2 separate regions of the Homo sapiens genome follow, and region 2 is linked to region 1. Evidence: read pairs that join two places in POLR2A ChIA-PET (ENCODE). Cell type or tissue: PC-9. All regions are shown on one strand. Links, peaks and the distances in the headings refer to the core of each region. The heading gives the core; the rest is flanking DNA.

Region 1 (5,865 bases), core at 754-4,753:
GGAAATATTTTTATTGTTTTGCTTTCTATATAAGATTTAAATAGGATACAATCTACCTGGTACATATGTTGAGGCTTACGTACTATATTTTCATTTAGACAGTACTTATAATTTCATCAGGCAAATATATTGAGTCTGAAGTCTTTTTAAAATTAAATAAAGCCTGCACATGGTGGCTTGCACCTGGAATCCCAGCACTTTGGGAGGCAGAGACAGGAGGATAGCTTAAGGCCCGAAGTTTGAGACCAGCCTAGGCAACATAGTGAGACTCCATCTCTATAAAAACAAAAAATAAAACAATAAAATTTAATAAATTTTTATTTGACCACTAAGTAGGGAAATCACTTAAAGACATAATGAATTTCTCAACCTTATAGATCTGATTGAATTGTCTTTAATTAAATATTACATTTATATTTGATTGCATATTAATATTTAATAATAAAATGTTGTATAATATTATACATATTTCTTTCATTGATGACATATGTTTATAGATATTCATTTATTTGTTGTTTTCTTTATCAATGCCATAATTTTTCCTTATTAATAAATTTTAAATGTCCCTTACAAACAAGAATATATTCAATGGGTGCAACATCTGTCTATTGATGATGATGTTGGTGATGATGATATTTTTCATAGCTCCTTCTTTGTCCATAGCTGGTAAACCCTATCTTTCGTTGACCCATAGATTCCACAGTGAGTATAGCTAGCAGTTTCAGGCAGGGTGTATTTTTCAGTGTCAGAGAAACATTTTAAACATGTTGTTTGAAAAACAAAATGTGACTACAAGAATAAATCTTATCACAAAAGGGCAGAAAGGCAGATAAAATGTGAACTCTTCAGCAAACAGAAACCGTAGATGCCAATTTTAATTATATTCTACAATACCACAAACTATCAAATAGGATATTTGAGAGGATTAGTAAATTTCTATAGATACGACAACAATCTTTAAAGTCCAGTTGTCTAGAAAACTGTTTTATTGTCCCTGTATTAGTTTTCTAGGGCTGTTACAATAAGTGCCACAGATGGGTGCTACTTATTGGGTGGCTTAAAAGACAGAAATTTATTTTCTCATAGTTCTGGAGGCTAGAAATTCAAAGTCACAGTGTTGGCAGGGTTCGTTTCTTCTGAGGTCTCTCTCATTGCCTTGTTAGAGGGCTGTCTTTCTCCTGTACCTTTACATGGACTTTCCTCTGTGTGTGGCTGTGTCCTAATCTTTGCTTCTTATTAAGGACACCAGTCACATTGAATTAGACCCAACCCAATGGCCTGACTTAACCTTAATTACCTCTTTGAAGAAACTGCTAAAAAAAAAAATGGCCAGATTCTGAAGGACTGAGAGTTAAAATTTCAACATATGAATTTTGGAGGGACATAATTCAGTCCATAGCAGTCACTGTTTCTAACACCTTTATTATTATAAAAGTAAGAACATGTATTAGTTCATTTAATCTTCACAACAGTATAAGGCAAGTTGTTTTATTATCATTATTCTAGATGAACACCTGAGAGGTTAAGTAACTCACTCAAGCTCACACAGTCAGCAAGTAGTGAAGCTAGGGTTTCACTAGCCCTCACCAGGAGGATGAATTCCAGTGTTTATTATTTTTTTCAAAAAATAATTAAGAATAAGAGATACTGGGAGCAGTGGCTCACACTTGTAATCCCAGCACTTTGGGAGGCTGAGGCGGGCAGATCACGAGGTCAAGAGTTTAAGACCAGCCTGGCCAACATGGTGAAACCTCGTGTCTACTAAAAATACAAATATTACCTGGGCATGGTAGCAGGTGCCTGTAATCCCAACAACTCAGGAGGCTGAGAAAGGAGAATCGCTTGAACCCAGGAGGCAGAGGTTGCAGTGAGCCAAGATTGCGCCACTGCATTCCAGCCTGGGCAACAGAGCAAGACTCCATCAAAAAAAAAAAAAAAAGAATAAGAGAATAATATTCCTGTAAATATTGGTAGCTAGTGTTTTCTTTCTTTTCTTTTTCTTTCTTTCTCTCTCTCTATTTTTTTCTTACTCTTAACAGGCTGTCTCAACTGGCTTCACTACCTAGTCACACTTCAGAATTTCATCTCTTTTGGCAGAAGCATGAAAATGAAGTGTTCTAAGTGTTTGATCATAAAGAAAATGAGTTGTCTTTTATTATTTATTGGTTAAGGAGGATTGACTGGACAGCTACCTCCATAATCCTCTCAAAAGTAATTGATACTGGAAATGTATTGCTCACTGGATTTTCTAATGGCCTACATGTGCTTTTGTCCAAGTAAAATTTTTATGTGGCCTCTGAAGAATTACTGTTTAAAATTATGACAAATCTATATTTAGTAAAAGTTATGGCTCTAAATGTCTATTATGTCATCACATAGGTTCATCAGCAAAAATCCAAATATTAGATTTAATGCAAGAGTCAAGGGAGAATACAGACAGAGTTCGGATCCACTATCCCTTCCCTACACACTACATGTGCCACCCTATGGCTGCTCTTAAGGGTGAGTTGCCTCACTTGAGATGGCTAAAAAGAAGCTCTTCCACATAGATTTTCTTATGGAGGTGTCTGCTTCCTATTCCCGGAATGCTTTTTCTGTCTTCAGCCTTTGAGAACAGGCAGGGCAGGGAATTACAGCCATTAGTTGCGTTCTGGGTACTTGCCATTCTCTAACAAGCTTGTAAGAGGACACAAGGTTTCCTTGTTTCTCACTTGAACCATCTTCTTTCTCTTCCCTTCAATTGCTTTTTTTTTCCCTCTCAAGGCACCTCTGGATTTCTTTTTCCTTTGGACCCAGCATACACCAGGGATGGAAAGCCCCAGGCTTTACATTCGATGCAGGGGAAAGAACACCATAAGGGAACTATTCGAGTGGCTGGTCATTCCATCATAGCAATGGTGCTATCGCTGATGGGAAGTGGGAATTCTTTTAAGTCTTAGTGAGTAAAGTATGAATATCCCCAGGTATCATTTCAAAAACAATCTATTTAACTTGATGCCCATTCCTTTAATCTTGCACTATCCTTTTTCAGAATTATTCTAGAAAATTCTTTGGATAAAAATAAACTGTTTGTAGAAAGTCCCTTTGCATTACCTAATAAAGCTTTTGAAATCATCTGTATAAGTCATGAATTCGAACAGTACTCTCAGGAATGCTGAGTGCCTTAATCAACCAAGTACTGAGTCACCAGCCTGCCTGGCATTTCTGCTACTAGGCTTTTGTTTATTTTCCTCATTTTTTCTTCATCAAAAACTAAGGATATATAACTGAGAGATCAATATACATATGATTTATACTGGTAAATGTCTTGCTTTCTGTTTTCTGTTTTGAGAATTTTCCCAAACTTCTCACATTATTTTGTGACTTCCTTTTTTAATATCCAAGTGATTTATTAGAAAAGTAAATATTAAATTATAAAATTTATGATGTCACATATATATACAGATATAGCTCTATCTAACATTTTAATGCCTCTCCCATTATTAACATCTTGTGTAACTATAGTACAGCATCAAAACCAGGAAACTGTCATTGTTACAGCTCATAGTGCTTATTCTGATTTCACCAGTTATACATGCACTATGCATGTGTGTGTGTGTGTGTGTGTGTAGTTCTCTGTGTGCATAACCATCACAACAATCAAGACACTTTACTGCACCATTACCACAAGACTTCTTCGTCCTACCCCTTTATAGCCACATGTCTAACCTTTAGGAACCACTAAGCTGTTCACCGTACCTATAATTATTTCACAAATGTTACATAAATGGAATCATGAATTAATCCAAAGTATGTATTCTTTTGAGATTGCTTTTTTGGCTCAACATAACATCCATGAGCTTCATCTTAGCTGTTGTGTGTATCAATAGGCTCTTTCTTTTTTATTACTGAGTAGTGTTTCATGACATGTGTGCACCATTCACTGAAGGACATCTGGGATGTTTCCAGTTCTGGTCTATTAGCATTTTTTAAAAACCTGCCATAAGCAATCATGGAGGAATTTTCTGCATGAATTTTTAAAATTTCTCTGTGATATATGTCTAACAGTGCAATTGCTCTGTCAGTCTATTTTTAGTATTGAAAGTAACTGCCAACTATTTTTTCAGAGTTGCTGTACCATTTTACATTCCTAAACACAATGTATGAATGATCCAGTGTCTTTGCACCCTCCTTAGCATTTAGGGTTTTCACAATTTTTTTTTAGCTACTCCGATGTGCAGTGATATCTCATTTTGGTTTTACTTTGCACTTCTCTAACTGCTAATGATGATGATGATGATGATCATGATGGTGATGATAACATTTTTCATAGCTGCTTCTTTGAGCACTGTTGCTAACCCGTTCTCCTAAACCCTCAGATTCAAACTCAGATGTTAAACATATTTTCATGTGTTTTTTTGAAATCCATATACTCTGTGCAGTCAAGTGTCTTTTGCCCATTTTTATTTGGACTGCTTGCTTTTTAAATTTTGAGTTTTGAGAATCATTTATATATTCTAAATAACAATCATTTTTGTACGTGTAATTTTCAAATATATTCTCCAAATCTGTAATTTTTCTTTTTCCCTATTAACAGGGTAATTCAGAGCACACATTTTTAAATTTCTATGAAGTCCAAATGATTATCGTTTGTTTCCTTTTATGGGTCACGCTTTTGGTGTTAAGCCTAACAACTCTTTGCCTAATCCTAGATCTTAAATATTTTCTTTCAATTTTTACCTAGAAGTTTTATAGCTTTATGTTTTATATATAAGTTGAGGATCCATCTTGAGATCATTTTTGTATAGGGTATAAAGCTTATGTCGAGGTTCTTTTTTTTTTTTTTTTGCTTATGGATGTTTAATTGCTTCAGCACTATTTATTGAAAAGGCTATTCCTTCTTCATTGAATTATTTTTGCTTCCTTATCAAAAATTACTTGTGTATACATGTGTGGATATTTCTGACTTCTCTGTTCTGTTCCACTGATCTGTGTTTCTATCCTTCCACCAGTTCTACACGGTCATGATTAATGTAGCCTTAATATTGGGAAGATTAATTCCTCTCACTTTATTCCTTTTCAAAATCATTTTAGCTATTCTAGTATACACTACTTTTAATATTAAAACAGGCATACTCTGCTGATATATAAAACTAACAACAGGAAAAGTAAAGACCACAGCCACATGTACAGTAACAAAACATATCATGCTGTCAGCAAAACAAGTTGATTTATATATATTTATAATTGAAGGACAAAAGAAGACTCTATTGTTCCATTTCTAAGAGTTTATTGCAAAGAATTAATCAGAAAACTTTATTAAGTTGTATGCCTAACAGAATGAATTGTAGTATTGCTTCTAATAGCTCAAAATTTGAATCTGACAGTAACAAAGCAGAGTTACTCAAAGTTTGGTCCATTTTCTATTTCTGGTCTGCAGACTGGTTTCTTAGCAGGTTCATGACATGATAAGGTAAAAATATGAGAGTAAGCATTAAACTTTTATAACAATTTGACAAGGAAATTTTATATATGGACCTTAATATTAGAAAGGGGGCTTGTATTTATGTCATTTTTCTTTTTATTTTTAGTCATATATTTTCATTGATATTTTATGTAATATACATATATAATCTATATATATTATATATATATATGATTTGTAATATGTATATCCTTCATTACAGGTAGTTTAAGAAGCAGACCAGTGCTTCCCACCCTGTCATTTGATAGCGCAGATGAAGAAGTTGCTAATATTTCTATGGCACAGTCTGCTACTAGGGTATTTAGCTGCTTCCTAATGGAGTTTGAGTGAAACCATTATTATTTTTATACCATATATTTATAATAAGTAGAATTCAAAGCAGGGAAGATACTAAATTTTGG
Region 2 (5,865 bases), core at 779-4,778, 77 kb before region 1:
TTTGACCTAGTTATTCTACTTCTAGAAATATGTCCCATGAAATAATCAGAGGCACATACAAAGATTTATTCTATAATATATGAAGATAGTGAAAAGTAAACATAAAGATATATAAATAAAAACATGGATTAAATATATTACAGTATATCCATACGATTAAATTCTATTCTCCTCAACATTGTTTGACGGGAAAAAATCTAAGAAACTGTGAAAAAATTGAAGATGTATTTCCAAGTGAAAAAAGTAAGTTTGTCATACATGATCAATATTTTGTAAACAGTATTTGAAATGTGATCATTTATCAAAATGTTAACAATTACAGCTGGCTTATTTTCACCCTTTTCTCTATTTTCTAAATTTTCTACAATATTGAATGCATGTCTACTTCTTTAAATAAAAAAAGTAACTTTAAAAGAACTTCACCATAGTTATTTAAAATTAATTTAGACACAATGATGAGCAATATTAATATATTATGGCAGAAATATTATTAAAATGTAGAGGTAGATTATGGCTTAAAACTTTTACATTGTAATCAGAATATTAATTGGGAACGTTCTTAGTCTTTTAGCTATATTCAACTCCTAATTTGATGTAGCATAGGGAAGCAAACAGTCTCCATGAGGTTTTAGAAAGTAGCCAAGGGGAGCTGATGCCAGAAAAAGAAGCCAAGAAGATTGTTGGCTGACATTTAAAATCTCAAAGCAAAGACACAAAAATCAAAGTCAGAAAAATCACAATTTGCGTAGGATAAGTCTTTATGTGTGTTGAGAAAACTGTTTATATTTTGTTTTGCTAAGTTTTGAGGTGGTTTTATTTTTTTCTTTTGTTTTGTTTTTGGTTTTGGTTTCTTTAGTTAAGGCAATGGAAGTTCTATGACCCACTGACCTTATACTGTTAAGTTAACCTTTGACTGAAAAATGGTGGATTATTTACCTGTGGTTAACATATGCCCTCTAAATCTCAGGCTGTCTGGAATTTCCATCAGAAATCTCAAAGTCTCTTATGATAATGCTTAGTATAAGTGGCAAAAATGTAACTTACATGAGTTCTATTATGCCACTTTCCAAATAGTTAAACCAAAAGAATCCAGAGAACATTATATAATCTATTGATAGCAGGCTAAATAATTTTCAAGTGACATGCAACACATACTTATATTTAGTCTTTGTTGTTTGATGTCTTAATAGGTAATTTTGATATCAAAACAAATTAACAAATTGTCTAAGGAAAGCTTGAAATGATTGGCAATGCATTTAATAACAATGAAATTCTTAAAGATTAATCTAATTTGGAACAATGATATAAACTGAGATGAGATGTAAAATTAATAGGTGAGAAGTCATATATTTTCATTGCAAATTATCAACTGCATATAACCAGAATTGGGGAGTATTGGCTTAACAGTTGGGCATAAAATCCAAGAATAACTGACTGAAATCTCATTATTTGCCAACAACAAAATTCAGTTGCCAAAAAAAAGAACTTGTGCCATTTTAATATGATAAGGGATTAATTGTGTCTAGATCAATTATTCTGTACTTATCAGATCATGATTAAGAGTATTGTTTTTCATTCTTCTATCACATTTTAAAAGCTCACACTATAAATAGCTACCATAATAATAAAAGATTTGTTTTCCATTTTGAACATCATCAGGTTTTGCATCACTGCTAGAAGAAACAAATGGGTTTACAATAAGTATCTTCAACTATTGAAGTGCTACTATTTTCAAATGAATTAACTTTATCCATTGAAGCATCAGAAGGCAAAACAAGCACCAAAGACAGTGATTATTCATATCTTTTCTATATACGTTCTTGCCTTTTTGAAGGCTAAGACTACATCTTATTCACCTATTTCCAACACTTGGCCGGGTATCTATAATATTTAATCAGCATTTGTAAATATTGGTGGAATAAATAAATGGATGAAGAAAAAGACAGTTTTCAAAAATAAAGCATTATTTTTAACATTAAAACTGTTTTAAAAATATGAAAATGGGGAGAAAGTAGTCACTAGAATGACAAGCAAAATCTAGTTTGCCATTTTTGGATGCATCAGAGAATAAAATTGCTTTTAGAAGCACTTTGTTTTATTTTGCAACTGTCCAGTCTCCTCTGTCTACAAAGCACATGTTCCCCTTATCACTTAAATTTGCTCTTATCTTTCCTACCTTAAAAAGTCCACTTTCTGCTTCCATCCTATATCTTATCTCCTCTTTACAGCCGGTGGTCTACAGGACTTACAGATTTATTCTTTTACATCCAAGGACAGGTAACTGATTTCCAAACTCATATACCTAACTGCTTATTAAATATCCACATTTGAATGACCCTTAGGAATATAAATCTAATATGTCCAGAACGAATCCCTTATTCTTATTCTATTCCAGTTCTAATTCTTCTTTCAGTGGATAATTCAACCAATATGCTTTTCTGAGCTAGGGCTAATTATCATTCTTTACTTATCTACGAATACACCACTGCCTGAGTCTATCAGTTCTATTGGTCAAACGTCATCTAACGTAACAAACATGTCTTCATAACAAATATTCTTATATTTTTTATGTCCTTTAAACATACCTTCTAACAATTCCCTAGTTTAGGTCACCATAATCTTTTACCTACATTCTTGCCATAATTTTCTATCATATTTCCCTATTTTGAGACAGAAAAATTATTTTCCACATGGCAGCCAAAGTGATTTTTCTATAATACAAGAATAATCACATCACTCCCTCCCATCAAACTCTTCAAATGCCAACAATTCCTTCCAGGTTTTAATACAAAGTTCTTCATGATTTGGAAATTATTTATATTCCTAGAATCATTTCTCCTTAAGGTTTACCTCTTACTCTATGTAAAAGCCCCACCTATTCTTCTCTATGAGTCTTAGAAAACACCATGCTTATTCTCCTGTCTAGAACTTTATATAAGAAATCTCTCTACTTGAATTTCTCCTCCTCTTCTCCTTCATATTGCTAACTCCTTAACTCAGGTGCCACTTAGTCCAGAAAGTTCTCCTTGTCCTACCTCCTTAGTTGCCCTTAGTTGTCCCTTTAGAATCCTCATTACAATAATTTGTAATTGACAAAATAGTGACTTCTTTTTGTCTCCCTTAGATTATAAGCACTGAAAATTTGGCCCCTTGATACTGAATTCAACATTATCTTCTTACTGCTCCACTGACAAGCCCAGTGACTGACATACATAGCAGATATATGAAAAAAAAAAAAAGGAAAAGAAAAAGGGAAAAAAGTGACTGTAAATAAGAAATTATTTTTAAATAGAGATAAATAAAATAAATTGAAGTTTTACGCTCACAAAATAAATCATAATAATTCAAGAGTATGCAAAGAGCTTGGCAGGAACACATTGAAGACTAAGAGTTTTTAGGCCAAATCATCGAAAATAAATATCATCACTTGAGAAATGATCAGAGAAATAAGAAAGGGCCACCATAACATGAATAAGACCTACTGTGAAGGAGAAGGCTTTGCCATTTCTATGCTATTTAGGGTGAACTTTGAGTTATGGTGTTCTGTTGGGCACATCACATATTGAAAGAAAAGTTTGAAAAGCTAAAGTCATTGGGAGAGCACACAGGATGGCAAAAAGTCATAAAATCTTTCTTAACAGCAGTGGTTGAAATAGTTGGAGCCACTTAGTTTAATGAAGACAAATTAGTGAAGACAGTGTGGCTGACCCCAAATATTTGACAGGCTTTCATAAGTAAAAGGGATATTGGCCTCATATAGCTCTGAGGTATGAATGGCTGTAAATGGAAATTGGACATTTCTTATGATAAAAAGAAATTTCATATGACCTAGAGTTTTGCAAAAAGCTTCCACATTATTAGATTTATACAGGTATAGAAGAGAGGACTACTAAAGGTTCAGACACTATGGGTATAGGATGGGCTCCTGATGATAATCGCTGTTCAAATATGAAAGTTTGTCACTATGAAAGAGGTAAACAAAGGAAGCAGCTAGTGTCATGGACTATGTTCCATAAAGGTGATGTCAAGAATATTACATAGGCCGAGCACAGTGGCTCACGCTTGTAATTCTAGCACTTTGGGAGGCTGAGGCAGACGGATCACGAGGTCAAGAGATCGAGAACATCCTGGCTAACACAGTGAAACCCAATCTCTACTAAAAATACAAAAAATTAGCCGGACATGGTGGTGGGTAGTCCCAGCTACTTGGGAGGCTGAGGCAGGAGAATGGCGTGAACCTGGGAGGCAGAGCTTGCAGTGAGCTGAGATCGCGCCGCTACACTCCAGCCTGAGCAACAGAGTGAGACTCTGTCTCAAAAAAAAAAAAAAAAAAAAAAAAAAAAAAAGAACATTACATAAAAAGCTCCCAGTCAGATCAGGGTTAGGAGCAGAACCAGAGAATCACAGGACAGCAATGTGCTGCTCAAAAAGGAGAGAACCATGCAGCCCAACCTGGATCCAACAGCCAGACTCATGCTGTTGTGGGACCGTGAATAAATGCTGGGACCCTGATTCCCACACTGAGTCTTTAATCCCAAAGTGTCTTCTAGCTGTCACTTGACACTTCCAAACATCTACTGTCTTCCAAATATTAGACAGCATAAATGATAAACCTGACAAAATACAAGAAGAGAATAACCTCCCTTTCACATCTAAGTCTTCCAGTTACAAGGAGGGACTGCTAAATAAGACTCCCATGGTTTAAGCCAGTATAACTTTTCTGCAGTTCTTTATATGCTATAGACGGGGGGATGCTGGCAATAGGGGACCTCTGAATTCCAAGGAAGCTCCTGGATATGTGGGATGCCAGGATCCTCCTAACTTGTCCTCAGCCAAATCTATTCTGGAGTTTTTGGTTTTAGACACTCCCTAGACCTCATGTAAGTCAGAGGAGTAGGCAGAGTCATCATTTCCCCTTCCAGGGAGATTTCCATGGGAAAAGCACTGTTCCTTTAACCCCTTACAAACCTGATAATTACTCTACAGAAATAGTTTTGGTACCAAATATTCCTGGAAAATACAATCCTTCAAGAATTTCTTTCAGTGTTTTTATGCCATGTGTGAATAAATTTACTGGCCTTATACCTGAGAGTAAATTTTGGTACATAAAGACAAAAGGAATGCCACTAAGTGAGAAGGCATGTGAAAGGAAAGTGCGCAGATGACACTTTCCCCTTCAGAACTTTCCCAGAAAACGTGGTCTGCCACAAAGTGGCTGGTGTATGCCTTCAGCTTTGGACTTTGTTGGGCAGATTTTAACTTTATTTTTATAAAACTTATCCAGAATGTACATAGATTATGAATCCTTTGATCTGTTACAAATGCAAGGGCACGCAGTGCTGTATTTTAGTTTCCAAGTTTGTGTTCTGTTGGAAACCGCATTTAAGAATTTGGCAATCTCAATGCTAAACCATGCAGAAAGATTTCCCATTTTTATGAAATACCCACAAAGTCAACATTCTTTTTTTTAGCATCCGTTCATCAAGTAACAAAATAATAAAAACTACATCAGAGGGACTTGAAATTACTCAAGACATTTTACTCTGGCATCTAATATGATTTCAACAAAATATGTCATAGTCTATTTAATATAAAATCAACATGATAACAAATATTTTTGAACTTCTATCTTATTCTCAGAAATTTAAGGAAAACATAGAATATAATGTATCAGAAATTGACCTTACTGTGAAGAGCTAGTAATTTGGTGAATGAGAGAAGACAACACAAAAAAATAAAATTATGCTTAAGGTAGTATATATTAAGAAAAATACTTTTATTTATTTTTATTCAGGATTTGATAATTTGTCTTAAAATACATCTTGGGTCTGTCCTCTGCTTTCTTATTGAAGGCCACCAATCATC

What was found. ChIA-PET counts read pairs that join two places held together with the same protein. Peaks named below come from ENCODE experiments on the same cell type or tissue, not always from the same donor. Only the 100,000 strongest peaks of a DNase experiment are listed, where the experiment ranks them.
Region 2: POLR2A ChIA-PET joins it to region 1 with 5 read pairs; 2 of 35 experiments call an interaction of 5 or more read pairs at or near these places.

Annotation. Positions count from the first base shown.
Region 1 is chr5:39,772,947-39,778,811 of GRCh38, reverse strand. No RefSeq gene overlaps it. Among named protein-coding and RNA genes, the nearest start is that of LINC02104, 260 kb to the right of the region's middle. In PC-9, for the core only: no CTCF peak of the experiment used is centred there; a DNase peak (open chromatin) is centred at 3,191.
Region 2 is chr5:39,850,018-39,855,882 of GRCh38, reverse strand. No RefSeq gene overlaps it. Among named protein-coding and RNA genes, the nearest start is that of LINC00603, 200 kb to the left of the region's middle. In PC-9, for the core only: no CTCF peak of the experiment used is centred there; no DNase peak of the experiment used is centred there.